Linked DNA regions of Mus musculus: region 1 is linked to region 2. Evidence: chromatin loops called from intact Hi-C (ENCODE). Cell type or tissue: gastrocnemius. All regions are shown on one strand. Each heading gives the region's core, and the rest is flanking DNA. Links, peaks and the distances in the headings are about the cores only. Region 1 has its middle 9.9 kb from the start of Gm24454. Region 2 overlaps LOC108167852 (a long non-coding RNA gene).

Evidence for each region. Hi-C counts contacts between places; a loop is a spot of excess contacts. Peaks named below come from ENCODE experiments on the same cell type or tissue, not always from the same donor. Only the 100,000 strongest peaks of a DNase experiment are listed, where the experiment ranks them.
Region 1: a loop joins it to region 2, with 2.4 times the contacts of the local background. A loop is called at or near these places in 4 of 42 quality-filtered maps.

What each region holds. Positions count from the first base shown.
Region 1 is chr11:79,875,609-79,892,006 of GRCm38, forward strand. No RefSeq gene overlaps it. Among named protein-coding and RNA genes, the nearest start is that of Gm24454, 9.9 kb to the right of the region's middle. In gastrocnemius, for the core only: no CTCF peak of the experiment used is centred there; no DNase peak of the experiment used is centred there; H3K27ac peaks cover 2,673 bases.
Region 2 is chr11:79,797,410-79,813,807 of GRCm38, forward strand. LOC108167852 (a long non-coding RNA gene) reads right to left here. Exons shown (of 3, transcript XR_001780102.1): 3 at 12,823-12,865. Among named protein-coding and RNA genes, the nearest start is that of 9130204K15Rik, 8.9 kb to the left of the region's middle. In gastrocnemius, for the core only: no CTCF peak of the experiment used is centred there; DNase peaks (open chromatin) are centred at 5,387, 5,793 and 8,968; H3K4me3 peaks cover 637 bases; H3K27ac peaks cover 3,946 bases.

The DNA.
Region 1 (16,398 bases), core at 3,434-11,433, 77 kb after region 2:
TAATATCTAATGATTGGGCAGTTTTAGTTACCTCCTTTTCAGGAAAAATAGATAACCATTATCCAAAACATCCACTTTTACAGTTTGTCCAAAATCAATCTGTTGTGTTTCCACAAATAACAGTAAGAAACTCACTTAAAAATGGGATTGTGGTATATACTGATGGATCAAAAACTGGTATAGGTGCCTATGTGGCTAATGGTAAAGTGGTATCCAAACAATATAATGAAAATTCACCTCAAGTGGTAGAATGTTTAGTGGTTTTAGAAGTTTTAAAAACCTTTTTAGAACCCCTTAATATTGTGTCAGATTCCTGTTATGTGGTCAATGCAGTAAATCTTTTAGAAGTGGCTGGGATGTGAATAAAAGTTTCCGGGATTGTGCGTTACTTCCATTCAGTATGAGAAATTTACTAGGGCAGCTAATTTGTTAAAAGGTCTTTCTCAGTATATGTTACAGAATTGGACGGCTGAATTTGAACAGACCCTTCGGGAATTGAGACTTGCCATCATTCAGGTCAACTCCAAGCGCTTGGACCTGTCCCTGATCAAAGGATTACCCAATTGGATCTCCTCAGCATTTTCCTTCTTTAAAGAATGGATGGGGGTGGGATTATGTGGAGATACACTTTGCTGTGGATTAGTGTTGCTTCTTTGGTTGGTCTGTAAGCTTAAGGCCCAAACTAGGAGAGACAAGGTGGTTATTGCCCAGGCACTTGCAGCTCTAGAACATGGTGCTCCCCCTGATATATCTATGCTTAAGCAATAGGTCGCTGGCCATTCAGCTCTTGCACCTCATTGCACGGGATAGAGTGAGTGTGCTTCAGCAGCCCGAGAGAGTTGCATGGCTAAGCACTGCAGTAGAAGGGCTCTGCGGCACATATGAGCCTATTCTAGGGAGACATGTCATCTTTCAAGAAGGTTGAGTGTTCAAGTGTCCTTCCCCCAGGAAAAACAACACGGGACCAGACCAGGACCCCTCTGGGTGATGAGCCTGGGAGGAGGTTATGTGTACGGCTCCTTTACCTGCACACTGGGGATTTGACCTCTATCTCCACTCTCATTAATATGGGTGGCCTATTGCTCTTATTAAAAGAAAAGGGGGATCTGTGAGGAGCCGCCCTCACATTTGCCATTATAAGATGGCACTGACAGCTGTGTTCTAAGTGGTAAACATAGTCTGCACACATGCAGGGGCAGTTTTCCCACCATGTGTTCTGCCTTTCCCGTGATGACAACTGGGCCGATGGGCTGCAGCCAATCAGGGAGTAATACGTCCTAGGTGGAGGATAATTCTCCTTAAAAAGGGATGGGGTTTCGCCATTTCCCTTTCTTGCTCTCTTGCACTCTGGCTCCTGAAGATGTAAGCAATAAAGCTTTGCCGCAGAAGATTCTGGTTTGCTGTGTTCTTCCTGGCCGGGCGTGAGAACGCGTTAATAAGATTTATGTTTATGTGTGTGTGTGTGTGTGTACATGCCTGTATATGAGTGTGATTGTGTGTGTGTGTGATTGTGTGTGTGAGACACATGTGACCCCCCACATTCACACACACGCACGTGCACACACACACACACACACACACACACACACACACACACGGAAGTCAGAGGACAGCTTGCAGGAGGTGGTAATTTTCTTTTTTACCCTGTGTTTCCAGGGATCACACTCAGGCAGCAAGCACCTTCGCCTGCAGAAGCATCTGGCAGGCCTCACAACTTCTTTCTTAGCCCTCCCCCACACCACGACACACTCCAGCCAGTGTAAACACTTGCAGTTCTCTGAATTCACCAAGCTCATTCCTGCCTCTGCACTGAAAGTTACTTCCCTCTGCCCTCTTTTCTGGCAGATTCTGCCCAGTTACCTCCTTAAGGCCACCTCCTCTGGGAAGCTTTTCCTGACTGCAGGGAACTGTACTGGGGAGCTCTCCTCACATTCTCCCCCACACTGCTTGAGAAGTATCTCACCCCCTCCCCCTCAAGGCAGTGAGCCCTAGGAAAGCAAAAACAAGATCACTTCCCAGCTCCCAATACCTGGCACAAAGTAGACACTCAATAAACACTTATCTGTCTATCAAAGCCCTAAATCAATGAATATAGTACAGGCTGAGTTCTAGCAGCCAGCATTTATATCTGCTTTCAAAACCCATATCCTTGTGTTGCCCCGTGACTCCTGGGCAGGTTGGAGATGTGCTTAGTCTTTGGAAGGTTGTCCTCACGCCATGGTCATTTTTTAAGGGTTGCCTCTCTGCCGTTCCCCTAACGCATGCTTTCTAAAATGGCTGCACTCAGGGAATGCTAAGGCTGGTCTTACCCCCAGAGATTCCTATTTAACGGTCAGGAGGATAGCAGGGCTCTCTGGGGGATTGTAGTAGAGTTTATCATCATACAAGGCTGCGATGCTCCCTCTGCAGTGTGGCTCCTATTCACCCTTCAAAACTCAAGAGAAATGTTACCTCCTGAACGAAGTCTTCCCAAGACAGAACAGAATCCACCCCCTCTTCCCTCCCTGCAGGTTCTAGATCGGCACTTGTCACCCTTCATCCCCAATGCCTAGCACGGCATCTAACACCCTGAGATGCTCAAAGGACTCTGAATGGACAAATATGGGAATGAGCAAGAGCCCTGTGTCACTCTGGCTAAGGCTGAATGCTGGCCTGCACTGGGAAAAGAGGAGGAGTCTGAGTTATGTTCTGGAAGAGCTCTGCAGGCCTGAGGTCATTGCTGCAATACCAGAAATTACGACACCCCAGCCAAAGCGAGGCATGACCATTAAACAGAGTTCTCTCCTTGTACTTCGCTGGTTAGGCTTGACAATGCATTATTAAAAAAAAAAATACTGAATAAATAATGAAACGATGTCCCAGGAACCACGATTGAGAAGGGCTCTGGTGGCCACTTTTCAAAGCAGAAGCACAGCTGTTCCCTGGGGCAGGGACAAGTCCCTTTGCCCTGTCCTGGATATGTGGGAATATCCTGGACACTCAGGAGGGCTGGCTGTACAGAATATGACCTTTGGCACTCAGTGGTTGGACACATGTCCTCTTTATAACAGTAGAAATACAATGTAAATCGCTTACATTGTTGTTAATTTATTGTAGCCACATTTTAAAAGTTAAAAGCAGCAGGCAGTGGTGGTGCAGGTCTTTAATTCCAGCACTGGAGAGGCAGAGGCAGGGGGACCTCTATGAGTTCCTAACTGCCCTGTTTTACATAACAAGTTCCCAGGTCAGACAGGGCCACATAGTGACACTCTATAAGTGAGACTCATTCAAGCTCCTGTATAGAGAAGTGGCCCATTAAGAGGCTTGACACCAATGCCTCCTCTAGGGTGATGTGCACCAACCCCATACCTGGCTTCGGATTTGGATTAAAGTCCTCTAGTTCTATGGGATCCATCTCATCAGTCTCTCCCACTTCCTTCCTCTCAAGAAGTTGTTTCCAGCAAAGATAGTTTATAGAAATTTGTATTTTTAAAGCTCCAAGACAGGCTGTCTTTCACAAGAATTGGATTCATCCTGTGTTGTAGGTAAAGATCGATTTTGAAAATGTTCACAGACTGTGTTCTCAAAGTGCTTGAAATCCCAGCCCTGGAGAGGTGGAGACCGGTGGATCCCCCAGCTTGCTGGCCAGCCAGCCTAGCCTACTTTGTGAGTTTCAGGCCATTCAAGGACCCTGTCAAAAAAAAAAAAAAAAAAAGTATAAAACTTTTAAAAGTGGTTGGTTGTAGAGATGGCTCAGCTGGTAAAGCAACTCGGAACCCAATTCTGGTGCCCTGAGTTCAGTCCTGGAACCTGCAGGAAGACAGAGGACGGAAGGCGAGTGTTAGCTCCACAGAGTTGCCCTGTGACTTCCACACACGTGTGGAGGAGCACACAATAATAATAAATAATTGTTTAAAGGTGGGGAACACCTGAGGAAACGACACCTAAAAATGATTATGATTATGACAGTTTCACTGGTGACTTCTGGGATATCAGAACCCAAGGACACCTTTTTTTTTTTTTTTTTTTTTTTAGTTTTTGGAGACAAAAACTAAACTAGTTTTCTCTGTATAGCCCTAGTTGTCCTGTAACTCCTTCTATTGACCAGGCTGGCCTCCAGCTCAGAGACTGTCCTGCCTCTGCCTCTGGAGTGCTGGGACTAAAGGCATTTGCTGCTGCCACCTGGCACCAAGGGCAACCTTTTAAAAGATTTTTTGTTTCTTTGTTTGTTTATATGTGTGTGAGTGTTTTGCATGTGTGTATATAAGTGTATCATGTGTGTGGGGTGCCCTTAGAGACCAGAAGAGGGCATTATACCCCCCAGGACAGTGGTTCTCAACCTTCCTAATCCTGGGACCCTTTAATTCCATTCCTCATGTTGTAATGAACCCCAAGCATAAAATTATTTTGTTGCTACTTCATAACTGTAAGTTGCTACTGTTATAAACTGTCATGTAAATATTTGGTGTGCAGGATATCTGATATATGACCCCAAGGGGGTCACAACCCACAGGTTGAAAACTGCTGCCCTAGGAAGAAGATAATTTTTATGTTAAGAAAAAAAATCCATGGATAGGACTCTTTGTGGTAAAGCTATACAGTAAATGTTCCTGTAATTATAAAGACAACTCAGACAGCCATGGCTCCCGGGAACCAACAAGGCCAGAAGATGCCAAGAGAGCGTGCTCGTGTAAGTAGAAAATGCCGCTTAAACTTGGCCTGGCTTTAGACCACCATCCCATGCTAGAAAACCATCTCTTACACTCAGGGAAATGAATAGTTGCATACAGGTAATGCTCTAGAAGATGAGAAACTGAGGCAGGCCTGGGTTCCAACTAGACCTGGAGAAGAGAGTAGGAAGAACCCAGCCAAGCTTCTAGAACACACTGCTAACATCCCCCTGGAGGAGCTGTGCATCACTGAGGCTGCAGAAGCTGAGGCTGGGTCCAGTGAGTTTTGGGTGGCAACCATACTGTATTCTCAATACAAAAACACAGCGTGGAGAGGGAACAGTTGTTCCTCTACCAGGAGATGTCTCCATCCTAGCCCTAAGAAGGGATCAGAATGTAGACTCGGGCAACAGAAATCCACTGGAAAGGGAAAGTGGAACCCTGCTTTCTGAGCTGCAGGAGTCAGAGGCATGGCCTGGGCAGAAGGCAAGCAGGCTCTATGACATGCCCACCAGCTCATGTCAAATCCAGGATGCCGGGACGGCAAGTGACAACAGGGGTGATCAGCTGAGTGAATACGTAATCCCTGAGAGAGTTGCGGACATGAAAGGAAGACACACATGAACTAAGACACAGTCTGGATGCTAGGAATGTGACGATCTCTCAGGAACTACCCACTGAGCCCGGGCTTGTTTGCACCCTTCCTCTAGCCTGTGGGTCTTCAGAAACATAATGCTTTCTTACCTTAAGTCTCCAAGATAATCCTGGCGCAGAAAAGACAGCTCAGTGAGAAGAGCCTAAAGGCTATAGACCTGAGTTTGAGCCCCAGGGACACACATGGTGGAAGGAAAGAAGCAACTCCTAAAAGTTGTCCTCGGATGCATGAAGCATGGTATGTGCCCACCCACTGAGCCCATCCCCACCCCCACATAAATCAATAAGTACATAACTGAATGTTTAGGGGGGTTGTTTTTGTATTTGAGGGAAAGCGTTCAGTCATCACAACCTACATGAAGTGAGAACAGGCATAAGTCTGCAGAGAAAGCCGAAGCTGAAGCAAGAGGCCCTCGTGCCATAGAGATTCCCCGTCCCCTTTCTCTCTTTGGTCCCTTTCCAAAGAAAGGGACACCTGCTCTGGATCTTTAAATGTGCCTCTCCACAGAGCACACCTCCAGAGACAGCACCATTGAGAAGCCAACAGAAAGTTCTAATGAAAAAGACAGGGCCTGTGCTGGTGAGATGGCTTAGGGTAAAGGCGCTTTCCGCCGAGCCTGATAACCTGAGTTCAACTCTCTGAATCTACATGACAGGAGGAGAAACGGGACTCCATGTGTTGTCTTCTGACCTGGACACACATGTGACAGCAGGCGGGTCACAGACACGCACACACACACACACACAGTGTAGTTTTAAAAATCATTTTTAAAACAAACAAACAAAAAACAACCAGCCGGGCGGTGGTGGCACACGCCTTTAATCCCAGCACTTGGGAGGCAGAGGCAGGCGGATTTCTGAGTTCGAGACCAGCCTGGTCTACAGAGTGAGTTCCAGGATAGCCAGGGCTACACAGAGAGACCTCTCTGTCTCAAAAAAAAAATGGGGGTGGGGGTTGGGGTGGAGGGTGGTAAGCCTGGTGTCCAGGCAAGCACTACAGTTAAAGCAGATGTTCAGGAATAAAACCGCGGATAGGACAGCCCACCAGGATGTTCTTCCCAGCTGTGATCTGTCACAATTAATGAAAATGACCCCAACAGGGAGGAGGAGCTAGCTGTATCTCAGAGCATTCCCTGCCTCGAGTGAACAGACAAGAAAGGAGCTGGGACCTGACCAGTCCATCGGAAGGAAGTCCCCAGCAAGGATGTTCTGTCCACAGCACTCACAGCATTCACAGGACCCACAGGACCCTCAGCACCCACAGCAGACACAGCACCCACAGCAGCAGACACAGTACCCACAGCAGACACAACACCCACAGCAGACACAGCACCCACAGCACCCACAGCAGACACAGCACCCACAGCACCCACAGCAGACACAGCACCCACAGCACCCACAGCAGACACAGTACCCACAGCAGACACAATACCCACAGCAGGCACAGCACCCACAGCACCCACAGCAGACACAGCACCCACAGCACTCACAGCAGACACAGCACCCACAGCAGACACAGCACCCACAGCACCCACAGCAGACACAGTACCCACAGCAGACACAGCAGACACAGCACCCACAGCACCCACAGCAGACACAGAACCCACAGCAGACACAACACCCACAGCATCCACAGCAGACACAGAACCCACAGCAGACACAACACCCACAGCATCCACAGCAGACACAGAACCCACAGCAGACACAACACCCACAGCATCCACAGCAGACACAGAACCCACAGCAGACACAGAACCCACAGCAGGGGGATTCAGGTAACTGTGGCCTCTGTTCTCTGGCAGCTTCCTAATAAAATGCAGGCATGGTTCTAGTGCCTAGCTAGTTAAGAAAAAGGAATTCAAAATGGACATAAAACAAAAATATATAAAAGGAATATCTATGATATAATCATGAAGCAGAGGCAGGAAGATCTCTATGAGTTTGAAGCCAGACTGGTCTACATAGCAAGCCCATGGCCAAAGTACATAGTGAGACCTTGCGTCAAATAAAGAAAGGAAGAGAGAGAGAGAGAGAGAGAGAGAGAGAGAGAGAGAGAGGAATCACCCACACTGAACTGTGCCAGGCACCTGGATGCCTTCATGTGGTCATGAGAAGCCTCACCTTGCCACTGGGAGCCACCACCATGAAAGGTAGTTGCTTCTACTGCCATCTATATTAGCAAAGGACCTGCTGTATATTGTGCCTCTGTGTAATCAAGGTCTGCATGGCTGCAGCTAATTGACTAAGCCTGGTCCCAGGCTTATGTCCTGGCCCCTGAACGGCCAGGAATGTAAAGTCTGATGTCCCCGCTGGAGTGACTGATGTAAGAGGAATGTCCCTGGAAGGTTACAGTGTGGTGGTACACATCTGCGAACACTGAGGAGAAGGCACGGAAGGTGCAAATTTGAGGCCAGCCTGGGCTACACAGTGAGTTCCAGGTCAGCCTGGGCTATAGAGGGAGACCTTATCTTAACAAAGAAACAAACAGTGGCTTCGTGGATGGTTCAGAGGACAAAGTGCCTTCTGCACAAGGACACTGACCTGATTTGGATCTCCAGCACCTGTGTAAAGAGCCAGGTGTGACAGTGTGTCCCCTCCAGTTCTGGGGGTGGAGATGGGGACCCCTCAGGTTTACTGGCCAGAAGTCCAGCCAAGATGACAAGCCGTTTCAAGTAATAAAGTGGAGAAGTGACTAAGGAAGACACCCAACACCAATTTCTAACCTCTACACACGCACATGTGAGACCCCGGCTTAAAGCATTTCTCCCTGAAAGGTAGAGCCCCTAAAGCATTTCCCCAAGCTTGTTTTCCCTGGTCTTTAAAAATACAGCTAGAAAGAAGCTCTTTGTTCTCTATAGCCAGCAAAAAGCCTTTTAGTTTCTATACTGTACAGCCAGAGATGCCTGCCTTCCTGTGCGAAGGACACGGAGATAAAAATTCAGAAAGAACTCATTCCCCACTCCTGCCTTGTAAATTTCACCAAGGACACCCAGAACTCTTCCCAACTCCTCCCAACTCTCCTCCCAACTCCTCAGCTAGTTGTTAAAAACCCCCTACTGTCACCGCTCCGGTCGAACTCCCCTGCCCTGCCCTGCGGAGGGACTTCGTCCTCAGCTAGCTGATAATAAAACCTCTTGCAGTTTGCATCAGGTGTGGTTTTCTCTCGGGTCACTGGGGTGCTGGCCAGCTCATCCCGGGACTTGAGCGGAGTTCCAGCTTCGGGGGTCTTACAGAGAGAGAGATAGAGAGAACATGCACACACAAAAATAGGGGACATTACATTACAAGGTGACTCAAGTTCATAGTGGAGATAGTGTGCTTAATACCACTAAACTGTACATTTAGAAACCGTGAGAGGCTAAAAAGGCAACTCAGCAATTAAAAGTACTAGCTGCCCTTCCAGAGGACCCAGGTTCAATCCTTGTGGAGTTATAGCCATCTGTAACTCCAGTTCCAGGGGATCTAATGCTGTCCTCTGGTCTCCTCCAGAAACATTCACAGCACACAGAAAATAAATGCAGGTAAAACATCCATACACATAAAACTAAATAAGAAAAAATGTAAACCAACCTCTCCCCAAATTTTAATGAAAAAAACAAACAAACAAACAAACAAAAAACAGTTAAGGCATACCTCTTGTTGTTTTGAGACAGAGTAGCCTTAACTGTCCTGGAAGTCACTTCATAAAGCAGATAGCCTTAAACTCACAGAAATCCTCCTGCCTCTACTTCCCAAGTGCTGGGGTTAAAGGCATGTGCGGCCATACTGGGCAGTTATGTTTATTTTAACACAACTAAAACTTAACTGAATAAGCAACAAGACCACATGGGACAGCTGTAAATGTACCTCAGTGAATCTCAACAACCACTTGGAGAGTAAGATAATAGAGGAATTAGGCAGGGACACTGGATCCCTAGACAAGCAGGGGTCAGAGACATCGGTTAGACTTGCTCAGCTTACTGAGTGTCTTCTGTGTACCTTGAACTTTCTGTCATCATAACTCACACGAGACGACCGTCATTACATAATTTTACCAAGTTAGTAGTGACCGCCATGCTCACACAGTGTCCACAGGGCTCACCTAATGTCCACAGTGCTCACCTAGTGACCTCAGTGCCACCTAGTGTCCTCAGTGCTCCCCAGTGTCCACAGTACTCAGCTAGTGTTCCCAGCGTGCCTGATGCTTTCACTCAGTCTCACCACAACCCAGGAGGAGGACCATGGCTCTGCTCAGAAGGCACAGCTTATGACCCTGAGGGGAAGGGGTCAGAGTTCGTCCACAGAAGCATAAAATGAAGTTAGTGGGTTCGAAGTAAAGATCTAGAAAAACCTACAGAAAAATGGTAAAGAAGAGCCTTCAACCCCAGTGAGATGGTTCTGGGGGTTAAAGGTGTTTGCCATGCATGTCAGGTGACCTGATTTGAATCCCTGAAATCCACAGGAAGGGGCAAGAATAGAATTAACTCCACAGACTCATCCTCTGACCTCTACGTGTCTGCCACAGCACACCCACCCATGTATAAGCACCATGAACACATACATAATAATATAAATTTTAAATTAAAAAAATTTTAAAGAAGAGATCTCAGCACATTTATGTCTTTGTTAAAGATTTATTTGTTTTTTTTATTCTATGTGTATGGGTATTTTGCCTACGCGTATGTATGTGCACCATGTGGAGCCTGTAGGGGTCAGAAGAGGGCATCAGATCCTCTGGAACTGGAGTAAGAGATGGTTGTGAACCACCTCGCAGGTGCTGGGACTAAACCTGGGTCCTCTGTTAGAGCTGTAAGTTTTCTTAACCACTGAGTCATCCAAACCTTGTACTTAGGTTTTGGTGACCACAGAAATGAGGTGTCTGGAACAGAAGGGTATGTGAACATATGGGATCTATACCTAGTCAAAACTAAAACAACCGGCCTACAACCGGCCTACAACCGGCCTCCATCCCTACATCAGGAAGTCTGACAGTAAGCCTCCTCCCTTACCATATATAGTCATGAGGGAAAACACGAAAGGCAAACAGAGTAGTCACTGAAACACATGCGCAGGAAGCAGTCATTCCAAATGGGCCCACACAGAGTCCGGGAAGCTGCAGCTTAGGAAGGCCTTGGGAGGACTTTAGACTGCAGTGTCCCAGGGGAGGACCTAAGAGGACGTTAGCCTGCAGTGTAAGCTGGAGTCACGGGGTATATCATCTGAAGCTCATATAATAAAGGATTAACTTGAACCTGCTCACTCTAAGGAATGTGTGGGTCAGCCAACACCTGTTGCATCTCTCACTGATGTGGACCAAAGTCTGTATGGCTGCCCAACCATGCGCTCGAGTTTGCTTGTTTATCTACGATCACACCTGCTCTGTCTGGAGGGAAGCCCAGGCAGACTAGGGTGACAGTTCCCCGTTTCACAGTTGATTCAGATTGGGCAGAGGTTGTGTGTCAGGCCCAAGATTGCACGGAGCTAGCAGGCAAGGAAACTGGGATCTGGACCTCACCACAGGAGAAGGTATAAGTCCCTGTTCCAACCCTAGCTAGCTACATACCCGCAACAAGTTACAAGTTCCCTTAGCTGGTCTGACCATATCTGCTATTACTAAAAAGGTGGCCAAAATGTCAGCCTACCAGAATAGTTGAGAAAGTTGGAATGAAGCTTATCAAGTGTTGGCCAGGGACCCAGCTCCCACTGAGGAGGGCTGAGGAACAGGGTCATGTGGTTACCACTATCAAACATAAACACTATTTTTTTTCTTTCTTGGGAAGTCTTACATAGCCCAGGCTGGCCTCTAACTTGCTATGTACCCTGGAGGAGCTTTGTCTGTGATCCTCCTGTCTCTACTTCCTGAGAACTGGGATTCTGGGCTTGCACAGCTACACCCAGTACTGGGGGTAGACCCAGGCCTTCCTATATGCTAAGCAAGCTCTCTACCAATGAGCTACAGCCCCAACTCCCGGCCACAGGTGTACGATCTTGCTGTTCTTCCTCCAAACTCCATGCCCGCAGCCCACGTGAGGGTTGGGGTGGGAGGGTACAAAGGATTAACCTACCAAGGAAACCCAACTGTCTCTATCAAGGGTAAGTCTGTGTGCATTTCCTCCATGGAAATACCAATGGCAGCCATGCAGAGTAGAACAGGATGAAGGTAACCCAGCTCTGTCCTGAAAAGGGCCTGCCTCAAACTCTGTAATGAGAGCTCCCTCCTGCCCTGCCCTTTTTTGCCTTCCACCAGGGAAATGGCTGACTAAGCCAGTAGCTCTCAGCTTTGGCTGTACCCTGTCTCCTGAGGCATAGCTAAGAGATCAGGTTTGCAACTTGAGCATTAGAGGGCACAAAGGGGTCCCCAGGGTGAGAACCCCACACTTGGGCAGAGTTGAAGTTCACAGCCAACTAGATAGAAGGGCGAAGGTGTGTGGTTTTGGGGGGGGAGGGTCAGAGAACTAAATGGGCCTTTGAGGGCAATGATGAGGGCTAGATAGAGTATATACCCGAGGGTACTAGCCCCTCAGAAATCATGATAGAAACAGGAGAAGCTCTGCCTCTGACCAACAACTGCAGATGTCAAAGCAGACCTCAGATGTCAGGAAGAAAGCACCACCTTCAGCTGGAACCATCTCCCTCACTGTCAGACTCAGGGCAAGGCCTTCACAGCCCACAAAGAGACCTCTGGGCCTTGGGAGGCAAGAGCCGCAGCCATCTGCAAACAGTGTATTGCCATTTTGGATATGAAGTCGGATAGCCAAAACACATTAGTATTTTATTAGCAACCCCTAAAAGCTCCTGCAGTGGCTGGAGTCACAGCTCCAGAGGACGCTAGTTTCATATATTTATTTTATGTGTTCAGTGTGTGATTTGCACTAGCTGGCATGGCAGGACACTCAGCACTAACGCATTTTTACTGCATTACTGTGACTTCCCACATGATTCGGACTTTATCGACTGCTTGTACAAGGTCTAGACAGCAGCCACGGGGCTCCCAGGGGCCCCTCTGCTTTCCCTGTGTATCTGCCCATCTCTGCTATTGAAAGGCTTCTTGCCTTGATGTGGCCTCTTCCATATCCAATCTTCCCTCTCTTCTCAGAGTTTCTTTCTTCTATGGCTCCCCAGAGTCCTTCTGTCCATCTTTCTTCCTTCTTTCCTTCCTTCCTTCCTTCCCTCCCTCCCTCCTTCCTTTCACTCAAGCAGAGTCTCATCTATAGACCAGGCTGACATCAAACTCTTCCCATCCTCCTGCCTCGGCCTCCCAAGTGCTGGGATTCTATCCCTACCATTGTGGTACTTCTTAAAACATTTTTATACTCAGTTAAGAAATCTTCAAATGTATAGTGTGTAAGTAAAATCCCATGAAAACACAGTTCTTAGAATAACATTTATGCTGTGTATTAAAGTCAAAAGTGATAGTCTGTTAGATATTGTTAGATATAAAATTCTAACACTGTTTGGGACATAGCTCAGTTGATAGAGTGCTTGCCCTAGCAGGCATGGAGCCCTGGGCTCAATCCCAAATGCTGCATGAAGAAGTCATGTGTGCCTGTAATCCCAGAACTCCCCAAATTAAAGTGGGAACTGAGTTCAAGGTCAACCTGAAATATCTGAAACCCTGTCAAAAGAAAAAACGGAAGGAAAGAAGGAGAGAGAAACAAGGAAGGAAAGAAGAAGAGAGAAACTTACTAACTTTTTTTTTTTTTGAAATAGTGTTTCTCTGTATAGCCCTGGCTGTCCTGGAACTCACTTTGTGGACCAGGCTGGCCTCAAACTCAGAAATGCACCTGCCTCTGCCTCCCAAGTGCTGGGATTAAAGGCATGCGCCACCACGGCCAGTGGTACTAACTTCTTAAAGATAACTTTAAAACTTAGAAATGCAGAGCATCTCACTGGCAGCCACTGGGGCCTCTGGGAAGCAGAGGCCAAGCAGGCATCAGTAGTGGAAGATCTATTGAGGACAGTGATGTCAAAAACAAAGGAGGGGGGAGTGCAGGGAAGTGGCCGCGCACATGGTTAGTCCCAGAACTTGGGAGGCTGATGCAGAGGGGATCTCTATATGTTTAAGGCCAGCCTGATCTACAGAATGAGTTCCAGGACAACTGGGGCTGCCCAGTGAAACTCTGTCTTGAAAAAAATGGAAAAGGAAAAAAAGGGGGAGGTGCAAAGTGGGACCCAGGAGAGAAAGCACACTAGATCTGATCCTGTGGAAGGAAAGGGGTGGGGTTGGGGGAGCAGGGTCAGGGCTGAGATAAGATGCAGAGCTCCCACAGCCTTGGTCAACTAGAGGCTGCTAAGATGCTTCATCCAGAGGCTCTCATCCTGGAAGGAGGGCCGAGCACCACTCTTCTATGGCTCCACGTTGCTCCCACCACCTCCTGCCCATTTGTGGTATTGTAGGCTTTGACCTCCATGTTACAATCACCTCCATCTCCAATCGGTCCAACCTTTATAAGTCCTAAGTTTACTAAATGCTATTCTATTCTTCACCTGGATCGATCACCATGCCCTGAACTCAAGGGAAATGCAATTAAACATTTCATAATTAACTGACAGTCAGTACACTCATACTGTACATACATTGTGACATACAGTACAATAACTTTTTCTTTCTGTTTTTCTTTATATTCCAAAATTTAGATGATATAATAATAATATTTTATTTTTAATTAGAAAATTATGTAATGGATATTTTAAATCAGCTTTTATAGGCTGGAGAGATGGCTCCGTGGTTAAAGAGTACTTTCTGCTCTTCCAGAGAACGGGAATTCAGCATCTACCCTACTTGGCCAGCTCATAACTGCCTATAATTCCAGCTCCTGGGAGTCTGATGCCCTCTTCTGGCTTCCTCAGGCTCCCACATGCTCACAGCATACACACCCAGAGATATACCCATATACATAGGCATACACACTGTCCATGACCCGTCCAAGATAAAGTGGAAGGTTTCTGTTGTATATATGAGGGAGTGTGGAGCCAAAGGGATCTGAGGAGTCCAGAGCAGGGAAAGAAACACAATAGAAAAACATGGCCAGCAGACTGGGTATGGCCATGGGGAGTGGCGGTGTGTGTGAGAGAGAGAAAGACAAAGCGTGTGGACAAAGGAGACTGTACTGGCTGATCTTGTGTGACAACTTGACACAAGCTGGAGTTATCACAGAGAAGGGGGCCTCCCTTGAGGAAAGGTCTCCATGAGCTCCAGCTGTAAGGCATTTTCTCAATTAGTGATCAAGGGGGGAGGGGCCAGGCTATTGTGGGCAGTGCCATCCCTGGGCTGGAAGTCCTGGGTTCTATAAGAAAGCAAGCTGAGTAAGCCAGGCGAAGTAAGTCAGTAAGCAGCATCCCTCCATGGCCTCTGCATCAGCTCCTGCCTCCAAGTTCCTGCCCTGTGTGAGTTCCAGTCCTGACTTCCTTTAGTGACAAACAGCAGTGTGGAAGTGTGTCTTGTGTCTCTCTCCCAGAAGAGGAAGCCAAGGCAGAAGGAGAGAGGAGGCCTAGGCACCAGGCAGTGGTCCTGGGATCCAGCTCAGGTCCGGGTCAACCTGATCTAAAGCCAGTAATAGCATTACTGTATTTCTTATTCGGAAGCTTCCTTCCCAACCTGCTTCTTGGTCATGATGTTTTGTGCAGGAGTAGAAACTTTGACAGAGGAAGACCAAGAGAGTGTGTAAGAGAGAACTGAGAGGAAGACAAAAAAAAGAGCACAGGATCAAAATAGCGAGAATGGAAAAAGAACAAGAAGCTGGGGAGGGGAGGCCGTGAGCTGGAGAAGTCTGAGGTAAAGGGCAGGGTGAGAAGAGCCAGGATGGACTCAGAAATGTGCAGCAGGTTCTGGTGATACCAAGGAAGCCTGGATGCCAGCATGTGCTTTGATGTGCTAATGGGCACCACAGATACCATTTGCCCCTTGTGCCAGGAAACTGGCTCCCTTGGTAGTTCCTGAGGCATACTGGCGTTTGTCTAACCACCAGGATTTGAGGAAGGGAACTGTACTTTGGACCTGACTCACATAAATAAAAATAAATTTTCAATCTTTCATTCTCTCTCTCTCTCTTTCTCTTGCTCTCTCACTCTATGTATAGTCATATGTTTGAATAACAAAAAATTACTCAATTTGCTGACTCAACAAATTGCTTCCAAATAAGAAATACAGTAATGCTATTACTAGCTTTAGATCAGGTTGACCTGGGCCTGAGCTGGATCCCAGGACCACTGCCTGGAGCCTGGGCCTCCTCTCTCCTTCTGCCTTGGCTTCCTCTTCTGGGAGAGAGACACAAGGCCTTGCAGCTTAGCACTGTTTCCTTAGCGTGAAGCAGTTACAGACTTCTGATGTAGCCACATACAACGTTAAGACAAAAAGAATAGGCTGTGGGTTTTATTGCAGAACTTAATTTTCTCATCAGTGGTCACTTTCTGGACTAAGATCGATCGCACAGCCCAGGGATGCCTCAGCCAAAAGAGGATGTTGTGAATCCTCTTTAGACTTAAGCTTCCGAGGGCAGGGACTGGAGCATTAGACCTTTAGTTCCTAACATGTGTCAGTCAGAGGCATGCAGGACTTTCTTCAAACTGCATTAAAGACACTGTGAGCAAGAGCGAGCTTGGTATTGACTCAGAGTAGAGCACAGAAGGTTTGCCGGAGTTTTCCTTTCCTGTGAGCTTCCAAGCCCTCTGTCCTAGCGTGGTGCTTTCTGTTATTGGGATAAAACGCTGACCAAAGGCAGCTTGGGGAGGGAAGGGTTTATGTCAGCTCACAGCTCAGCTCACAGTTCATCATGAAGGGAACTCAAGGCAGGAACAGTAGCAGAGGCTACGGAGGGAGCTGCTCCTGGCTCATTCCCTCCCCACCCCACCCCACCCCTGCCCACAGCTTTGCTCAGCCTGCTTTCCTACATAGCCCAGGACCTCCTGCCCAGAGCTGAGCTGGGCCTTCCTGCATCAGTCAGCAAAAAAGCAGCCGTTCCCACAGGCCAGTCTGATGGAGGCATTTTTCTCTCCCGAGGTTTCCTCTTTCCAAATGTCCCTAGCTTGTGTCAAGTTGACAGCCTCATGTTACTTTTTCCCATACTGCCTTCTGCCTAAGTGGCTAATCGTTATAATCTCAGGTCCCTCGAATTAT
Region 2 (16,398 bases), core at 4,706-12,705:
GATGGACGTGTCACTGGAAGTTCCTGGCCAGCAAGTCTGGAGTCCACAGCAGTGAACAAGACAGACCCTGTCTCAAACAAAGTAAAAAAAGGGCTGACAGCCAAGAGTGTCCTCTGACCTCCACACATAAGCTGCAGTGTGGCATGCATGCATGTGTGCATACGCTTGCACACACACACAAACAAATGAAAAAATGAATACCAAAATGACAGAATGCAATGATACATACAAACCTTGATCAAAGAAAGTCGATGTGCAGTATACACATTAGCACACTTAGTTTATCTTTTTGAGACAGGGTCTCACTGTGTAGCCCAGGCTACTTTGGAACTCACTATGTAGACCAGAGTAGCCTCAAACTCACAAAGATCTGCCTGTCTCTTCCTCCTGAGACCTGGGATCAAAGGTGTATGCCACCTTTGTTCATTTTACTAATATCAGACACAAATACTAAAGCCAAAAACCCAAAACCTTACAGAAAGATGCAAGAGCATCCCTCCAAAACAGTGAAGGGTTTAATTTACTTATAAACCATTAATTATGAAGTATATTTAAAAACTTAAGGAACTGGAAAGGAAAATACAAATTTTATTCATAAAAGTATTCTAAGAGGAGTTGGAGGTGTAGTTCAGTTGCTGCCCAGCATAAGTGAAACCCAAAGTTTGATCCCTAGCACCCAATAAACTGGCATTCTGGGGGGAGGAGGCAGAAGGACCAGAAGTTCAAGGTCATCCTTGGCTACAAAGCAAGTTAGAGGCCAGCCTGGGACACTCTTTAAAAATAAGTAAAAGGAAATATAAAAAGAACAGAATCTAAGGGATCTCCAGTGGACTAGTGGGTCGCTAGCTACAGTGGACTAGTGGATCGCTAGCTACAGTGGACTACTGGATCTAGCTACAGTGGACTAGTGGATCGCTCGCTACAGTGGACTAGTGGATCACTAGCTACAGTGGACTAGTGGATCGCTAGCTACACTGGACTAGTGGATCACTAGCTACAGTGGACTAGTGGATCGCTAGCTACAGTGGACTAGTAGATCGCTAGCTACACTGGACTACTGGATCACTAGCTACAGTGGACTAGTAGATCACTAGCTACAGTGGACTAGTGGATCGCTAGCTACAGTGGACTAGTGGATCGCTAGCTACAGTGGACTAGTGGATCTAGCTACAGTGGACTAGTGGATCTAGCTACAGTGGACTAGTGGATCACTAGCTACAGTGGACTAGTGGATCGCTAGCTACATTGGATTAGTGGATCTAGCTACAGTGGACTAGTGGATCGCTAGCTACACTGGACTAGTGGATCACTAGCTACAGTGGACTAGTGGATTGCTAGCTACAGTGGACTAGTGGATCGCTAGCTACAGTGGACTAGTGGATCTCCAGCAGTTTGCTGTTTAGACCAGGGCTGGGGAGAGGGAGCCTCGGGAAGTAAAGAGTTTGCTTTGCAAGCATGGGGTCCTGAGCTCAATTCCCAAACCCGTGTGTAATAAAAACCTTAAATTATTTCAACAAAGAAAAAAAGAACATGTCGGCCTGGTGAGGCAGGCCAGTGGGGGAGCATGCTTGCCACTAGCAACCTCAGTTGGCCATCCAGAAACCGCGTAGTGGGAGAAGAAACTAATTCCCGCAAGTCGTGAGTTGGATCCCAGACATTGGACAGTTGGAGATTGACTTTTGCTTTTGATTGTGACTGTGCCCTGATATTTTCCCTCTTGAAGGAAGAAACTGTTTTAGTGGAGCCCACAGTTAAGAGACTTTTAATTGTAAAAAGACTTTGGATTTTAAAAAAGATGGATATTGTAAAGAGATTGAAATTTTAAGAATATGTAAAGGCTGTGGGACTTTTAAAGTTATTTAGATCCTCTGACCTGCATACATGCAGCATGACATGTAGATGCCTGCCCCAAACCAAGGGAACTTTAAAAAAAATCTTTAAGTGAGGTTGGACAATATTACTAGATGCAAAACATACATGTTAAAGACTACTCACCCTGGTGTATCCTGCGACCAAAAATGTAGAGAAGTATTCTTTAAAATATCATTTACAAAAAAAAAAAATAGTGTCTTGTGGCCTAATTCTAAATCTCTATAGAGAGACATTTAAGGACTAAAACGGGAGCTGGGGAGATGGCTCAGTGGGTAAAGGCACTTGCTGCTGAGTCTGACTACCTGAGTTCCTGGAGCCTACATGCACCAACCATCCTCAGTGAAGTTATCTGCAATGGGTATGCTGAACTCCATGGTGGAAGGAGAGAGTTGGCTGCTCCTCTGACTTTCACACAGGATCCTGGGAGATGCGTATGTGGGTGCAGTCCTCTTCCCAACCCCCGAGAACATAAAGGGTTCTCAAACTTCTAGGGTAAGACAATAAACCAGTTAAGAATGAACAGCAAACACAGGCTAGGCAGAGTGGCCCATGCCTATAATGCCAGCACTCTGGAAGCTGAGGCAGGAGGACCACAAGCTTGAGGTCAGCATGCTACATAGTGTATAGGGACACTTTGTCCTAAAACAAAACCATGGGGGAGATGAGGAGGTGGGAGTGGTTTGAACAGGTTTGTACAGGTTTGAACAGACATTTCACCAGGAAGAATGAATGGAAATACACACCTGAAAATAAACTCAGTGTCACTATGGAGAAGTTGGCATGCGTGCCCTGGGGAGGGGCTGCTAACTAAAATGGGAATGGGGTATTCCCGCTACTGGCTATGCCTGCCATCTTTACCGGAGTATTGGTTTCATGGATAAACGCATATGTCAAAAAACACTGAATAGCAAGCTTCAAATCTGTGCTATATGCTGTAAGCCAATCATGCCTCATTAAAGCCATTTTTTTTTTTTTTACAAAGATTCCAGTCAAAACAGAAACCTACCATGTTTGTGGGCTGGCAAACTCAACAGCTCCCTCAGTTTGATTTATAGACTGAAGGCTGGAGAATTCGGTTGGCAAAACAGAAAGTTACTATAAGTCTGCAGTGTGCTGTGTTCTCAGGGCCTGACCAGCGAGCAACCAAGAAGCAGCGGTCCAAAAGTAATCATGCTTTAATGAACACCTGGTATATGACAGAGACGGGTCCAAGGCAGGGGGCAAGGGCAGGCTCTGTGATAAACAGTGGTGGGACAGGCAAGCCTTTGTGCAGGAAGGCGACAGCTGGAACCCTGCCTCCCTCACGCCTTAGACAGATCAATTCCAGGGTCTGGAAAGGAACTCAGTGGTAGACCGCGTGCTTAGCATGCTCTAGGTTCAGTCCCCAGCACCAAAACTAACCAAGTAAAAGCAAGACAACAGTAACCGATCTCAGGGAGAGTAAGAGCTTAAATGTCAGAGGCTACGCTTTCGGTAGGTAATATAGAGTGTCCTCGAGATGTCCAGGTATAGAAATAATCCATGGAGACATAAAAGTGCATTAACAGAACATTGAGTTCAACTATGTAGAGAGAATATCGTGTATTGTATGGATGCACCACTTGTCAATCAAAAAGCCCAAGGCCTGTGGCTCAGACAGGAAATAGAGGCAGGGCATCTGGGGCAGAGAAAGGATTCTAGGATAGAGCCAGGTGCAAGGAGATTCACTGGAAAGGTGTGACAAGATGGATGCGTGGTATCTGAGCACAGGTAACCAGCAACGTGGCAGAATGTAGGCTAAAATCAATGGGATATTCTAAGTTAGATTCAGTCAGAGAAGAGCCTAGCTATACGGCCAAGGTATTTGTAAATATATTTTAGTCTGAGTCTTATTTTTGGGAGCATGGGGTGGGAGATAAAACACATGCTGTGCAGTCAGGAGGACAGAAGTTTGAGTCCCCAGAGCCCACATAAAGAGGCAGCATGGCCACACACAGGTCTGTAACCCCAGCACTAATCAGTGGTGTTGCTGAGGACAACTAGCATTTACTGGCCACCAGCCTTACTCTAGGTTCCACGAGAGACTCTTGCTCAAAGGAACAAGGCAGTGAGGGATAGAGTAGGTCACTTGATGTCCTCCTCTGGCCTCTGTACACATGCGTGTTCATATACATGTCAAATAAAACTAAAAACATTTTAAAGAAATGGAAGCTGGGCATAAGGGCACACACCTTTAATCCCAGCACTTGGGAGGCAGAGGCAGGCACAGAGAGTTTACACAGAGGTTTGCATAGAGTGTTCCAGGATAGCCAAGGCCACATAGAGAGACTCTGTCTCAATAACAAGGAAAATCATGGAACGCAGAGCTGGGAGGATCGTTATAAGCACTTGTTGCGCTGGCTGAGGACCCGGGTCTGATTCTAAGGAGTCAACCATCTATAACTCCAACTCCAGGGCGTCCAACACTTTCTTGTGGCCTCTATAGGCACCAGGCATGTCATGGTATATATACATACATGTAGACAAAACTATATACTCATGATAAGATTATAATTTTTAAAAATCTTAAGTGTTCTTAAAAGATGACATGTTATACATGAGAAAAATTAGCACCAGCAATTCTATTCAATAACACAGATAAGGCTCATGAACATAATTTGAATCAAACAATGACTGTAAATAATGCATTTATTATATTTGAATTTCTTTTTAAATGTGTGCATGAGCTGGGCATGGTGGCAAGCACGTAATTAGCACTTGGGAGGCTGAGGCAGGAGGATCACAAGTTAGAGGCCAGACTGAGCTGTACAGTGAGCTCTGTCCAAACAAACAAACAAACAAACAACAACAACAAAACAATGTGTGCCTCTCTCTGACTCTCTGCATACTGGGAAGACTTCTGATAGCCCAAGCTGTCTGACATACTCCCACCAACCAGATCATCTGCTGCATCTTGGGATGCCCCGGTGAGCCCGTGCCTCTGTCTCAGCTACTCACTCTCCCCTATTCCCATGACCTCACTGGGACCAGCCTTCCAGGGCAAACCCAGTGCTACCCTCCCAAGTGTGGCTTCCTCCGCGCCCGAGCATTATCCGAGCCCCAGCTGACACCCAGAGCTTACTTAGGGCTCCTCTCTTGTCCATTTGGAATTCAATTCCCAGTGCTGGTTACCTGCTTGGGCCTTCACCTTGCTTATAGCATCCCCAGCCCCACTAGGCCTGACACATGTACTGGAGGCACATAATAGTTAAGAGTAACTAACAATAATAAAATACAGTTCCTCTAAGAAGCCAGCGGCATGAAGTTTGGGAGAGACAGCTGTTAGGGACACATGTGTGATTCTGTTTGAAACTCACGACAGAAATAGCCTAGCAGAGGCAAACTTTGCATCTAGATACTTGGATGCTGGGAAGGGTCAGACACGTGCAGAATGACGAGCTAGTGCAGAACACGCATGGCATGTGGGGCCGTGTAAACACATGGAGGACCAGGTCAGAGAAGGACCCTCGGGACCTGTCCCCAAACCACCCCAGGGAGAGGCATCGCCTCACAAAACCAACAAGGATAATGGGATGGGGTGCCGGGGAGGCAGATGAAAACTCACAGAGGTAGCCAAGGAGTGAGGCCTCCTCCCCGCCTCCCTCAAGCCTGAGGCTGCATCTTTAAGCATCCGTTTGCCGCAGCAAGCCCGCCGCAGACCATAAATATTTTTCTATTGACTTTTGTTTTAGTCTTTAACAGTATCCTATGAACGATTTCAATAAACAGTGAGAGGCAGAGAAGGGGAGAAATCAGAGCACCAAATAAATCTTTGACATGTGAAAATGAGCTCCCGCCTTCTCTGCCTGGGGCTGCAATGAGGAACAGAGACACTGACAATCCGCAGTGCACAAACCAGGCATGGATGTGGCCACTGGGACTCTGCCAGCATCTCCAGCTGAGTGGAAAGGGAAGGAAGCTTCCAAGAGGAGGGAGCAAGGCCAGCTGGAGGGAGAAGGAGAGAGAGGGATGAGGCTCAGCCAGTCTGAGGCTATGGCCTTAGAGGCCCTCCGTCCTCCCTTGCTGGGATGTGATACTTGAACAGGCTGAGGCCTTGACTGTTGCCTTCTGCTTTCCCCAGTCCCTAGCTGCTCATCCTGACCCGTGGTTTCTATGCCTGTAGTTCGTAGATAAAAGTAATGTTGGCCATACAGGGCTGAGATCGGCATTGAATGAGATCATCCATGGGCAGCTGGGAATATGGTCCACCTGGTGGAGTGCTTGCCTTGCTTGCAGAAAGTCTTGGGGTTTAACACCCAGCCCTGCATAAAACTTAGCTTGGTTGGTGTACAGCTGTAATCCCAGCGCCTGGGAGACACAGGCAAGAGGATCAGAAGTTCAAGGCTACATAGCAACTTTGAGGCCAGCCTGGGCTACATGAGACTCTCTCTCTCTCTCTCTCTCTCTCTCTCTCTCTCTCTCTCTCACCACAGACACACATACAGAGCAGGGTGATTATTCACATAAAGTCACTTGACACAGGTTTGCAAAATCTCAAACCTTGAATGATTTTATAAGCAGGGCTTTTGGAGAGTCTGCAAATTGCTCACCCCACAAAGATACCAAATAACTCTACCTCTCTATAAAGACTTATTCCCTTCCAATTCCTTTCATCAGATGCCCACTTTCCACTCTCCCAAAGTAAATCAAATTCTAGGAAAGAGGTTGTCATAGTTATGAACTTGAGTGACACTATTTATTGTGTACAATGGTCCTCAAATGCTGGAGATTGTCAGCCCAGCTCCTGGGAGGCAGATGCATCCTGAAAACAAAGCACACGTGGCTGGAACAGGGCTCAGAGACAGACCTGATTCTCACTGCCTCTGGAGCCTTCAACAGGATACCTAGCCTTTTGGAGCTTCCTGTTGCGCATTCCTAAAGTGGGTGTGGCTACACCACCATCACTATTATTGGGAAAGGCAAACAAGACACAAGATGAAGACTGAAGCAGGTACAGCTTAGCCATGAAGAACAAAGAGAGAGAGAGAGACCTCAAAGAACCAGGCCTTGGATTAACAGGACTCTCAGCTGGGTCTAACACATAGGCATTTAAAGGTAATGATACTTTTAAAGAATCCTACAGTTCTGAAGCACTCTTTTTTTTTTCATCATACTGTACCCCAGGCTGGCACAAAGCCACTTACATAGCCCAGGCTGGTTTACATACACTGTGTAGCTGAACTTGTGGCAGCCTTTCAGAGGTGCTGGGATTGCAGGTCCGAGTCACTCTGCCCCATTCTCCTAAGGACTTGTGCATGCAGGGCATCACGGAAGCTTCTGAGACTCAGACAGGTCATGAGACTTGCTTCAGGTCACAGTGTAAGTGGTAGTGGCAATGCAGGGCAGACACTAGCCTTGATTGTCATATTCTCCTCTCTCTGTCCCTCACTCATCTCAGAGGCTGGGGCTTTATAGGCAACTCCAGGGGGAGTCCAGATCCCTGGCTTCCACAGGAATCTGTACTCACATGTATGTGCTTGTAATGTGCACACGCAAAGACACTAAAAATAAATAAATATTAAAACAAACCAATGTTGCGCTACCACATAGGCCATCCAGCAGGTATACCATAAAAGCTTCCTTGATTGCAGCTTACCCCTCAGGCAGCCAGGGTGGACACTCCAATCCGCTCTCATTTGTCAGCGACAGTCACAACAACCGAAATGTCTTAGTTAGGGTTTTATTGCTATGAAGAGACACCATGACCAATGCAACTCTTCTGAGGGCAACATTTAACTGGGGCTGGCTTACAGTTTCAGAGGTTCAGTCTGTTATCACGGCAGGAAGCATGGCAGTGTCCAGGCAGGCGTGGTGCTGAAGGAGCTGAGGGTTCTACATCTTGATCCTCAGGCCGCAGAAGAGGACTGTTCACTGAGTCAGCCAGGAGTGGGAGCAGGGGGTCGGGTCTCATCTGAACTGGGTGGAGCATTGGAGGAGACCTCAAAGCCCGCCTACACAGTGACACACTTCCTCCAACAAGGCCACACCTCCTAACAATGCTACTTCCCATGGGCCAAGCGTATTCAAACCGCCACAAGAAGGTCAGAGGTTTTGTAAAGGGAACTTGTTCTCACTGTTCAGCTGTCCAGAAACCAGTTGGCATGAGTCATTCATTCACTCACTCACTCACTCAGTCCTTCTGCCTCCATGTAAGTACTCCATTGTGAGCACAGTCTGGAGACAGACAGACAATAGCCCCTGACTTCAACTAGGGGAGACAGATGAGGAAACACAGAAGCTACATCTTCCCTCTAGTACCAGGGAACCCCAGGCCCTTGGAGCAAAGAGGCTGGGACATGAGGGTCTTCCTGTCAGGAAGGAAAGCCTGCTGGAAGTCCTTAGCTTTTGATGTGAACAGTGTTAGCTTCCAGGTCATCACTCAGCATGGCAGCGCACGCAGATGGCTTGTGTGTCCCATGTCTAGAAAGCCATCCTGTGCTATCTGCTTCCTCACTGACAGCCTTGATGCTTCCACTGACCAGACACTGCTCATGGGCCAGGCTAAAGACCAAACTTCAACCTAGCAGGAATCGGGCTTATGACCAATGCATCTCTGCCACCAACTCTGTGTGACCTGGAGTCATGCAATACTCCTGAACTCTCGTTTCTTTCTCCCATAGTATGGGCCTAGTGCAATCAGGGAGAATGAGGCAGCTGGTGCCTGTGGCAGCCACTGTTTTTGGAACCACCAGTCTTCAACCTTTTCTGAGGCTCCGGGGGCTTTCCCACACTAGAAGTTTGAGAGATTCTCTGCAGCCAGAGGCAGCTGATGAGTTAATTCTTAAGGCTGTCTTCCCATGGGGAGTAGAGGCAGGGCAAAGGGCAGGCCTAGAGACCTCTTTTGGAAATGACAAGATCATTTAGCAATCAATTAGCTTGGTCCCCAGGCTCAGGGCCTGCACGCCTGCCTGCTAGCAGAAAGAATGCGCTTTATATACTGATTGGAAACAGATGTGCCGGTGAACAGCGCTAGCCAGGCTGGGCCTGAATTCCTGGGCACCCGGCTGCTGGCCTGGAGATGGGGATTTGTTATTACATTCTGGGCACCAGCGTGGGGAGGGAGGCCAAGGCAACCAAGCTAAGAGAGCAGGCCGCCTGGAGAACGTACCCCTCGCAGGACCCCGGGCATGGAGGAGGGAGAGATGTTGACTCTGTCAGCAGTAATCTGGGATAAAATTAGTTCAGCCAAATACAGACTATGACTTTTGACCAATGGATGCCAAATTCCAAACGTGAGACCAGAGAGGCGTGAGGAAATGAGTGAACCGGGCACTAAGCATAGAACCGAGGACCCTGGAGTCCCTGCTGCTTTGAAGCCATGCCCCATTTCCTAGGCTTCAGCTGTGTGGAAGGCGCGCCTCCAAGTCCTTTTACACAGGATCCCATTTATGAACTACAGCCATGCTGGGATTCTACTTTACGGATGAGAATATGAGAGAATGGGGGCGGGGCGGGGAGGGGACCAGAGGGGTGGAACAAGTTACTGAAAGTCACACAGCAAGTGCAGAATCCAGTTCTTGAACCTGCTTTCAAGACTCTCAGGTGAAGGGATGAATTCCACTTCTTCCTCCTCCTCCTCTCTTAAAGAATGGAATGGGAAGGCTGAGCCCCTAGACTCCAGCCCCACAGTACTCAGAGAGCTCACTACTGTCCCCAGCGGGACTCATCAGCCTTCATCAGTCAAACCCTGCCAGCAACCAGTGGCTCATGGACTCCCCAGGCTGCCAGATCTAAGCTCACCCAGCTCACCGCCAGCCACAGTTTCCTTCCTGTGAAGACCGAAGTTAGGCGCCTGCAGGTTTGGGGCTTCCCCAGGATTCCTGGTTTGACCGGCTGGATTCCCTTTCCCTTGTGTAGTCTCAGCCTGCCATTGTGACCCCATCATTATTCTTTAAAGCGATTGATTGAGCTTCTGAGCGCTCTGGAGCGTGCACTCGGGGAGCGCCTCTCTGCCAGCTGGGGGACCTCAAGTTGTTACCAACCCCCTTCTCTGGATTGCGTCCAGCTCATTCGTGGGCCTGAACGTGGGTGTGGAGCCAGCTGAGCATTTCGTTTCCCTTAGCACAAGATGGAATGTTGTTTAAGGTAATATTTAAGGCAGCTTGCCGTTTTAAGAGTGATACACGCCCACCACAGGAGAAGAGAGCGGAGTAACTCAAAACTGCCTTCACAGGAGGCAGTTTTTCTTACTTTACAACCCTTGGTTTGTTTGTGGACTCTACAAAATGTCACCTACCATCTAGGAGTTGAGGCCCATATTTATTTATCCCCCCCCCTTTTTTTGTTTGTTTGGTTTTGGGTATTTAGAGATAGGGTCTCTCTGTATAGCTCTGGCTGTCCACTCTGTCTGGAACTCTCTCTGTATACCAGAATTCACAGAGATCTGCCTGCTCCTGTCTCTTGAGTATTGGGATTAAAGGCACATGCCATCACTGCCTGGCTTTGTTTGTTTTTGAGATATGTAGCCCAGGCTGACTTCAGACTCCTTATATAGCTAAGGTTGGTTTCAAACTCCTGATTCTCCCATGGGCCCATGGTTCTAATTCCTCATATAATACTTAATATTGCCTGCTGGATAGGGGACTCTCCTAGGGGACAAACCTCTGGGGATGTCTGAATGGTAGTTTCTAGACTGGGTTGATTGACAAGGGAAAAGGTCACCCTAAATGTGGGTGTCACTATCCTGTGGGTGGGGTCCTGAGATGTATAAAGAGTTAGCGGAACATCTTTGTTCCGTTCCCTGCTTCCTGACTGCAGAAGCAGTGTGACCAGCTACCTCAAGTTCCTGTCACCATGCCTCGTCCAGTGCAATGGACTGTAACCTTAAACTGTGGGACAAAAGAAGCCTCTCCCTACCTTATTCCTCTTGGGTATTCTGTCACAGTAACAAGGAAAGTAAGGTGTGTGTCTTGTAATAACATCAAGCCGCTCACACTCTGGGTAGCCACACACACCTCCACTTTAACGGGCAAGAGACAAGGTTGCCACCAACACACAGACTTTGTAGAAGCATGTTTTTATAACCAGAGAGACTTCCAGTTTTTTTCAGCCCAGCACAGACGTGATCCTTCTGTCCTAACCACGAGTAAAAAGCTGAACAAAATCAACTTTTTTGATTCTATCTAAGAAATGACGTTATAGGGCAAACTGCAGCTCCCCAAATTGGAGAGAGGCGGGTCCAGAATTGTCAATTAACCCATGCACAGACAACTCTGCAAAATCCAGTCCTGGGGTGGGATGAGATAGAAAGCAATTGACGCTTGCCACATGTATATGAATCTGAGGATGGAGACCCCAGGGGGCTTGGTCAACTGACTCAGAAGCCCTCAGACTTCTGCAAGTTCTCCTAGGGGGATCCCTTTGAGCTTCCAGGAGTGGGAAAAGGAAAGTGGCCACTATGAAATATGCCAGAATGGGCCGAGAGAATTGGCCCAGGGATTAAGAGCACTGGCTGTTCTTTCTGAGGACCCAGGTTCAGATCCCAGCACCCACACAGTGCCTCACAACTGCCTATAACTCCAAATCTAGGGGGAATATATATATACATCTATATGTGTATATAGATGTAGATATATCTTCAGGCTGGGTATAGTGGCACACACCTTTAATCCCAGCACTTGGGAGGCAGAGACAGACAGATCTCTATGAATTCAAGGCCACTTAGTCTATATAGTGAGTTCCAGGACAGCCAGGGCTACATTGAAACCCTATCTTGTGCTCCAGCCTCTCCAGAGCCACAAAGCCTGTGCCTATCTTAGACTTGAGACCCCCAAACAGCAGGCTGAGGATACCTTTTATCTTTATAAGTTAATCACCTTGGGTATTTTGTTACAGCAACGCAACGCTCATTAATACAGTGGCTAAGGACTCTAATGGGAAAGCAGAGAACCAATAAGACTAAATGGCTAGCATAAGTCAAGACATCAGAAGTCCAGGAAAAAATATTTAACTGCAGTATTCATTTCTGTTAGAATATTTCTTTTTTTAAGAATATTTCTTAATCTTTAGCAGAAAATCAAATACAAATTAAATTTGTTGCCGACAGACGACCTTGTCAGAAATATTCAAAGAATTATTCAAAGAGAAGGAAAAGAACAGCGATCAGAAGCAGTATTCACACATAGAAAGCATGAACACGGGGGAAGAAAATACACAAAGGCAGAGAAGAGCCACAAATGACATCATAGCTGGGCTACATATGACATCATAGCTGGGCCATGAATGGCATCATAGCTGGGCTATACATGAACACCATAACTGGATTACACACGGCATCATAGCTGGGCCACACATGACACCATAGCTGGAGAGGTGCATAGGTCATCCTTTTCAGTTGCTAGAGGTAAAACGAGTCCAGAGAAGATAGATGTACAGGATCAGTGCCTGGCCAGCAGCTAAAGTCTTCTGGTTCCCAGCTCAGGGCTCTCTCCACTGCCTCTCTATCCTGCCCAGACTCTGTCCAGCTCCCAGATAACCAGGGGAAGGCTCAGGTTAAGGCCAAGGTTTGCTGTTCTTTGACAGCAAGAAGGAGTAAAACTAGAGCAACTAGCTCTTATAAGAGTTCAAATCTAACATAAGAAAAGGAAGGAGTGGCGATCCCTGCATGGCAGGCAGGACACATAAAAGGACACATGGAAGCACACAGAGCATTTCTGTCCTCGTTGGCCTTACCCTTCTCCACCTTTCTCTCTCTCTCTGTCTCTCTGTCTCTCTATCTCTACACACACACGCACACACGCACGCACACACACACACACACACACACACACACACACACACACACACGCCACACACACACACACACACACACAATCTCAGCTTCTATCCAGGACTGTTCTGGAATCGCCAGTCTTGTAATTCTGGGGTCAGCGACTTTGGTGTCCAGGAACCTGAAGAAAAGAATGGCAGGTATAACCAACGCCCAATACTCACCAGAGGGTTCTGCCTCGAGTGATCGAGTGATATGAGGGCTAACCTGTGGAAATCAACAACGAGTGAGTGAATGGTACCCACCTAGAATTCACCAGCACCAATCTTCTGGACACTTCAGATACTTCCTGGTTCTGTTCCAGGCTCCCCACTGGTCGGATTTACTCTTTCAACTCTTCCCACCCTCTTTTCTTGAAAGCTTATTGTGCATGAGGCTCTGTACTGAGCACCCAGGGAAGGCCAAGAAGTTTGAGGATCTCAACCAACAGGAGAAACAAAGAAAGAACCAAAGAGCAAAGTGTTCATTTACAGCTATGCCTGGGGACACAGGCCTATAATCACTGACATTCGGGAGTCAATCTGAGGCAGGATGATCGTATGTTCAAGGCCTGTCTGGGCTACAGACTGACTTCAAGGCCAGCCTGGCTAGTTTAGTGACATTTTATCTCAAAAACAATAGGAGGGGAGGGAGAGTAGAGGGACGATTCAGTGGGCAAACTGCTTGCTACACAAGCTGAAGGCCTGAGTTCACATACCACCACCCATGTAAAAGCCAGGCATGGCAGAACGCACTTATAACTGTTACCCAGCACTGAGGAGCAGAAAGAGGAGGGTCCCAGGGGCTCACTAGCCAGCCTGTCTAACCAAAACACTAAGCTCCATTCATTGAGAAGAAACCTTGTTTCAAAAAATAATGTGGAGGTATGACTAAGGAAGACATCCCGTTGTCAGCCTTGGGCCTCTGTGTATGCCTTCAGGGAAGAGCACACATGCACACATCTACACCATGCATTCACCCACACGTACACACACACGCACACACAAAATATATGTTTTAAGTAAAAAGAGAGGTCTGGGGAGGTAGCCCAAGGGTAAGGAGTCTCCTACCATGTTCAAGGCCCTAGGTTTAAGTATTAAAAGCATTAATAATACCTTCTCTAGTCTCTGACATTAGGATAGGAAAAGGGTCAAAATGTTAAGCCAAAAAAAAAAAAAAAAAAAGAAACCATACAGGAAAGTTATGGTCTTAGGAATATGACTCATTTACCTGAAACACACAAATAAAAACGTAAACAACCTGGATAAAATATGCATTAGTCTGATGGTAGTTTCATCTACCCATGGTCAAGCATGCTGTAAAATATTAAATGGGGACGCCAGCAAAGTGGTGCCGCAACGATGGGCAGTGAGCCTACCCAGGGGAACTAGATACTCAGCATCCGCGTGGCAGAAGGAGAGAACTGACTCCTACAATTTGTCCCTTGACTTCCGTAGTGCTCTCTGGCATGTGTGCGGGCATACAAGTGAAATGTATGAAAACTAAAATTGTAACTAGAAAACTCCAGAGACAAACAATTCAGGCATTTCAAGCTGCACGCTCTGCCGAGTGGTGTGATAGAATCTCAAAGCCCCTCCTCAGCCTTCTTATCCCTTTCTGTATCTTAACAGCACTGTCTGTATACGCTACGTGACTGTTAGTCATTGAATATTGCTTATCAGATGGCTGTGACAGTATCAGTGAGCTGATATGCAAGCCACCCGTATTTTACTTAATCACAGCCCCAAAGCATAAAAGTGGTGATGCTGGCCAGGATAACAATGTGCAGAGAGAGTATGCCAAAGAAAACTGGCATGCTTCCTGTGAGTGAAAATGTGACCGTTCTCATCTCTGTAAGGAAAGAAAGAAATGTCAGCTGGTGTCGCTGAGATCTGTCTCAGAGCACAAGGCAAGTACATGGGTGAGATGGGAATGGCATTCAGTCTGGAAGTGTGGGTACAAGGGAAAGAGTCACCTGTACACAGTGCTCAGTACCATCTGAGGTTTGTTATATCCCACTGGAGTCTGGAAGAATTCCCCATGCAGGTAAGAAGGAACTAGGGAAACTGATTTACTTTGAAACCCAGAGCTAATGGCTCAAGTAATGAAAGCTTCAGGGACCAAAGGAGGAGAGAAAATTAAGCACACAAGATCATGAAAAATAATAATGAGGTATTCGCACATGCCTTTAATCCCAGTACTTGGGAGGCAGAGGCAGGCAGAACTCTGTGTTCAAGGCAAGCCTGGTCTACAAAGCAAGTTCTAGGACAACCAAGGCCACATAGAGAAATCCTGTCTGAGAGAGAGAGAGAGAGAGAAGAAGAAGAAGAAGAAGAAGAAGAAGAAGAAGAAGAAGAAGAAGGAGGAGGAGGAGGAGGAGGAGGAGGAGGAGGAGGAGGAGGAGGAGGAGGAGGAGGAAGAGGAGGAGGAGGAGAAGAAGAAGAAGAAGAAGAAGAAGAAGAAGAAGAAGAAGAAGAAGAAGAAGAAGAAGAAGAAGAAGAAGAAGAAGAAGAAGAAGAAGAAGAAGAAGAGAGAATGAGGCTATTTGGAGAAAAATCAGCTTAAAGTATTAGGAATGTAATTTAGAAGTCTCTGGAATTAAAAAACTCAGTAAGAGTTGATCTGATTGGATGTGGCAGAAGCTGCAGCAGGGAAGACAGCTCTTAATAATTTTACTTACTGTATCTTGTACAATAGAATATTAGAATAGCAGTGCCCTATTATAAATTGTATGTCTTTTTTAGATGAATATTTCAAAGACAAAGAAAAAAGAAGCCAGGTGTAGTGTCATGCCTGTGGTCTCAGCATTTGGGAGCCTGTGGGTAGAGAAGGTCTTTAGAGAACAGTCTACATAACATAATAAAAGTTCTCATTTTCAGAAAGAGTGAGCATGAAGAGAGAATGAAAAGGAGGGATGGAGGGAGGGACAATAAGAGATGAGGAAGCAAGAGGGAGAAGGAGAGAAAGAGGGAGGGAGAGGCACACAAGATGTAGTGTTTTTTCCAGCTCTTCCAAACTGATGGCTAACCCTTCATCCTCCATGGTCATCTGTGTGGGTAGGACACTGATTCATGGGCCCATGGTTTGTCTAAGCCAGGATGGTGAAATGTTAAGATTAGGAAACTATAATGTTAAAAATAGTATGGTATAAGTTTGGCAGGTGACACAGATGGATAAACTGGAGGAATGGCACAGAAACAATGGTTTTGTGGTCTGAATGCTTTTCCAGAATTTGACGCTGAAATGCTTACTCCCAAGGTGAGGCTATCATAAGGTGAAACCTTTTGTTGTGATGAGGTCCTAAGAGTGGAACCCTTACAAATGGGAGCAATGCCCTACTTACAGAGGCCCCAGAAAATGCTTGTGTCCTTTTTACCAGAGAAGGAGATAGCACAGTCTATCTTCTATTCTTCTATGAATACAAGCTAGCCTCCACAACAGAGGAAAACACACTTCTTTTCTTTCTTTCTTTCTTTCTTTCTTTCCTTTTTTTTTTTTTTTTTTTTTTTTTGGTGTTTTGAGACAGGGTTTCTCTGTGTAGCCCTGGCTGTCCTGGAACTCACTCTGTAGAGCAGGCTGGCCTCGAACTCAGAAATCTGCCTGCCTCTGCCTCCCAAGTGATGGGATTAAAGGCGTGCACCACCACTGCCTGGCTACACTTCTTTTCTTTACAAGCTACCTGATGGTTACAGTTTTCTTTAGTAAGATCTTGCATTCCAAACATAAAGACTCAAAAATCGACTATAAGACAAAATAGTTGT